2 separate regions of the Homo sapiens genome follow, and region 1 is linked to region 2. Evidence: read pairs that join two places in POLR2A ChIA-PET (ENCODE). Cell type or tissue: Panc1. All regions are shown on one strand.

Evidence for each region. Peaks named below come from ENCODE experiments on the same cell type or tissue, not always from the same donor. Only the 100,000 strongest peaks of a DNase experiment are listed, where the experiment ranks them.
Region 1: POLR2A ChIA-PET joins it to region 2 with 12 read pairs; 2 of 35 experiments call an interaction of 5 or more read pairs at or near these places.

Annotation. Positions count from the first base shown.
Region 1 is chr2:168,767,726-168,770,225 of GRCh38, reverse strand. CERS6 (ceramide synthase 6) reads right to left here. Exons shown (of 10, transcript NM_203463.3): 10 at 1-716. The coding sequence ends at 564. Among named protein-coding and RNA genes, the nearest start is that of CERS6-AS1, 17 kb to the left of the region's middle. In Panc1, no CTCF peak of the experiment used is centred here; no DNase peak of the experiment used is centred here.
Region 2 is chr2:168,479,878-168,482,377 of GRCh38, reverse strand. All of the region lies in intron 1 of CERS6 (ceramide synthase 6), which reads right to left. It overlaps LOC102724081 (a long non-coding RNA gene), which reads left to right and starts at 257. Exons shown (of 4, transcript XR_002959433.2): 1 at 257-2,500. In Panc1, no CTCF peak of the experiment used is centred here; no DNase peak of the experiment used is centred here.

The DNA.
Region 1 (2,500 bases), 290 kb before region 2:
GAACATGAAGAGTGAAAATTAAACACCTAGTTCGTCCGGTTTAAATGGTCACTAAGACTGTATAGGCAATTTCAAAATGGGCACTGTAACTAAAAGAAAGCAAACCTATTTAGAGCTGAACGAGACTCTTGCACTGGGTTTTGCTTGCTCTAAGTGACAAAGTAAGCTGATGCTCATAGCACATTGGACTACAGCAAGAGAAAGGGGGAGAAGCAGATGGAGCATCTCCTTCACTGTCATGAGCCCAGTGAGTAAAAGGAGTGAGGAAACCCTCTTTTGTCCACAGATTTACAAATACAAAAAAATAAATAATATTCTAAGACAGTACAAATGCAAATACTGTTCCCTTGTGTCAATTACATACAGCATGCCTACAAAGAGAGAATGGTAATTCTTCTTCATTCACAGACAGGACACATGGCAGTGCACTATTCAAAATGCTTTGATAATCTTAATTTTTGTTTCTGGTGCTGAGATATTATGAAAGGAACTGCATTTGCAACTTATTAAATACTTCCAGGAACAAATAGTTCACTTTGCTTGGGACTTGTAGTTTTGAGTAATTAATCATCCATGGAGCAGGAGCCAGTCAGGAGATACCCGTTGGTACCACTGGTCCCATTGGTGGTTGTCGCAGTGTGGGGATTCTTTCCCGGAGGTTCTGAGTCCTCCTCATCTGAGCTAGACTCAATATCACTTCGATCATCCTTGGACACCTGTGGAGTAGAAGCAGGTGAGTATAACCAGCACCTAAGAAATCATCAAGGTATGGCATGCTAGAAGCACATGCAGTCATACACAAGGGGAAACAGATCCCAATGTTAAAAAACTGAAGAGGATGAGAACATTGCCAGAGCAATAAGTTCCCCTTCATTGGAGAGATAAAATGTAGGCGACAAAGTCATTTATGAAGGAATGTAAGTATCATGGAGGGCTAGACTTCTTGACTTCTTTAAGGTATCTTTCCATATTGAGAACATACTAGACCATGAATCCCACTTGTAATCAAAAAGTAGCATACTGTGTCACTGGAATGGCGTCATAGGAATTTGGTACAAATGGATCAATTTACTCATTGATGATCACATTCTCCTTGAGAATAATTTAAAATCAGCTCTCAATTAACCATAGCAATGGAGATAGTCACTAACTCAGAACACTGAAAAAAAAAAATTCCTATTTGGCTTTTTCATGCATTGTTTTATGATTACATTTCTATTTTTTGTATGCTATAATTAATTAGGAATTTTGTTCTGTATGTCACACAACAAATGACAGCAGGAAGCATTTTTTTTTTCTTTTCTTTTTTTTTTTTTTTTTTGAGTCAGAGTCTTGCTCTGTTGCCCAGGCTGGAGTGCACTGGTGCGATCCAACTCACTGCAACCTCCGCCTCCTGGGTTCAGGCAATTCTCCTGCCTTAGCCTCCCGAGTAGCTAGGATTACAGGCATGAGCCACCATGCCCAGCTAATTTTTGTATTTTTAGTAGAGACAGGGTTTCACTATGTTGGCCAGGCTGGTCTGGAACTCCTGACCTCAGGTGATCCACCTGCCTTGACCTCCCGAAGTGTTGGGATTACAGGTGTGAGACACCGTGCCTGGCCAGGAGGCATCTTAAGAACCTGCTGGGCGGGGTGAAGCTTGAAATATTTCCTGAGGAAAATCCACTGACTAGATCATCAAGAACTGGCTCCCAGCCAGGCGAGGTGGCTCATGCCTATAATCCCAGCACTTTGGGAGCCTGAGGTGGGTGGATCACCTGAGGTCAGGAGTTCAAGGCCAGACTGACCAACATGGAGAAGCCCAGTCTCAACTTAAAAAAAAAAAAAAATTAGCCGGGTGTGGTGGCGCATGTCTGTAATCTCAGCTACTCTGGAGGCTGAGGCAGGAGAATTGCTTGAGCCCAGGAAGTGGAGGTTGCGGTGAGCCAAGATCGCGCCATTGCACTCCAGCCAGAGCAATGAGTGAAACTGTCTTAAAAAAAAAAACAAAACAAAACAAAACAAAAAAAACTGGCTCCCATCCTGCCAAGTCTCTTCAATCCTCCATTCAATCTCACTAAGTCACATGGAGGTCAAAATAAGGTGAGAAGATGTAAATCTATACATTACCATAAACGATGAGAAAAATCCTACTATTTAGCAAGGAAGTAGTTTTTGGGGGAAATTAAGAAAATACTGCTTTTAAGATAAAAATAGTTTGAACCTCCTATTCTGTAAGTCTAAATTATGGTAAGCATTTTTACCCAGAAGGCCTTAAGATTCTTGAGTAACTCATCACTGCTTACTTATATTTTTCAGTGGTGTGACAAAAGAGACCTGGTGGCCTCCCTTCATAGGAATTTTCCCAATCTGGTCCTCCTGTGATTCTCTAGGGGGTGGGCTGGGGAGGTGGCAAAGTCTCCTGGGAGGTATGGCAGAATTAACTGGCGCTTTCCCACATCACATCCTGTCTATGTTACCACTACACTCTAACATGAGAATCCTGGACTCCCTCCACCTC
Region 2 (2,500 bases):
CTAATGGCTTCAACAACTGCACAGACTCACTCACTTGTCTTTTAGTGGCTTTGTTCCACGAACTTCCAAGTCCATTGATCTAGTCCACCATAACTGATTTTAATCCAGCTAGTAAATGGGAAATTAGCATGCATTTAAATTCATTTCAATTAAATCAAGATAAACTCAAGAAAACCTATTTTAGTTTCTAAGGTCCACTAACCATCATCATTCAAGATTCATCCAAGTCCAAATTTAAAACCTCATTTAATTTTTTCCCTAAAAGACTATGATTCAAGTTTAAATGCCATAATTTATTTCAGCACTTGTGCTCTAACTACAAATTCTACAAATCAAAATTGTTCATATTTACTGGATTTATAAGGGTTCCATAACAGAACTGTTGAAAGTCTTTGAAAAATGTTTTTAAAGATTTCCTCTGAAGTTATTCAAAAATTCAACCTAAGCTTAAATTGCTGTTTTCTAAAGGGAAATAACTTCTAAACCAAAACTACTCCTAAATCAAATGTATTCATGCTGGTACTATTTCAAATTCATCAAGACACAAGAGGATAATAGATGTTCATATTTACATAGGAATGATTTCTTAGCTCAATAAGTAAACCCACATTTGGGAGAAACAACTGGTCTTTCAGCTAAGCCATGATTTCAACGTTATTCCTACTTACATAACAGATTAAGCATTTATTTCTCAATACTAAAGTCAAAAGAAACATTGGGCATTGAAGAGCTTTATGATATTCTAAAGGCCAGCTTCAGATCTGGAGCTAATGAAGACGGGTCAGGAATTACCCAGCAATTACTTTATTCACTCTATTCAGTGTTTACACCTAGAAGCCCCAATCAGCTGCAAATGATCCGACTTGACCAGGAAATCAGAAACTTTCTGAGCACAGGCAAAAAAAAGTTGCTCAGTTGCAAAGTCAGCTTGCGGCTGATGACCTGTAACTGTCCGTTTTTTTTTGAGACGGAGTCTCCCTCTGTTGCCCAGGCTGGAGTGCAGTGGCACAGTCTCAGCTCACTGCAAGCTCCGCCTCCAGGTTCACATCATTCTCCTGCCTCAGCCTCCAGAGTAGGTGGGACTACAGGTGCCAGCCACCACGCCTGACAAATTTTTTGTATTTTTAGTTGAGACGGGGTTACACCATGTTAGCCAGGATGGTCTCGATCTCCTGACTTCATGATCCGCCCACCTCAGCCTCCCAAAGTGTTGGGATTACAGGCGTGAGCCACTGCGCCCGGCCAGCCTGGCCAACTGTCCCTCTTTCAAACCACAAGCTCCTCAAGGATCCTCTGCAGATGCCTCTCTGCGAGTCAAGCCCAGGTTGGTGCCCAGCAACTTTCAGAGTGATGTTTCATTTCCTGCATGCTTTCTCTACATAGCACCAGTAAGCCTGGACTTCTAGCCCATGATAGAAGCGTGCCCCTAATTCCCGGCTATCTTTCTAACATGGACTCCCCATGCTACTCAAGACTTCTATCCACAATTTATGTCCTCAACAGACTCTGGCTTGTCTGAGGGTTCCAACATTTCCCTCTTATTCTGACTTAGATATATGTCTACTCTATTTCACATAACTTTCCCCAGTTCTAGGTTTTCACCCTAAATTTAGTGGCTCAAACCCTAATATCTGGCTTCAAAAAAACTCAGCAGAAGTTCAAAAGCATTTCTATTCCTCCAAGCTCATATGTTCTTTTTCCTACACTAGGCTGAGGTCCCAGATGCCAGTTCTCAGACACATTAGTGGCTCTAGATATGCACTTAAAGCAAACATAACCTTAAACGGTAAATAAAGAACCCGGAACTTGGAATTAACATATGCGTTTCTGATGCTAGCTCTGCCACTAAGATCACACCACTGTATGATCTTGGATGAGTCATTAACTCTCTAGGTCTGTTTTTTTCATCTCTAACATTAAGAGGTTTTATAATTTCAAAGTTCTCTTCCAGCTATGAAATTTTATTATTATATTCTGCAAAAGTATTTGTCAGATTAATTCCTAGACATATAAAGACATATAAAGGTTTAACACATTATCTATTGTTATTTACTCTGCCATTTCTCCTCTCCATTTGTGTGGACAACTGAAAGTCAATTACGTATGCTAAGGCAAAGACATTGGGGAAGACTCCCTATACTTTTACTCCACTGGCATATCTAGATGAACAACTTAGTGCCCTGCTGATTAAAGGACTCAAAGACTCATCCATATCCATTTCTCTCACAAGTTTAAAGAAGCAAAACCCAGTCGCTGCTACCTACTATGGGCCAGGGATCCAGTTAAGCACTTTACTGCCTTAATTCCAATCCTCACTATTTGAAAGGAAAAAATGATCACCATTTCACAGGATCAGAGTGGTTCTTTAGCTTACCCAGCATCACAGCTCTAACAAATGGTGGTGGAAGAATTCAAATGTAAGACCTTTGCTTAGGACAGGCACGCTAGTAAAGACCAGAAAAGGTATTAAGGCCGGGATTCGTGGCTCATGCCTGTAATC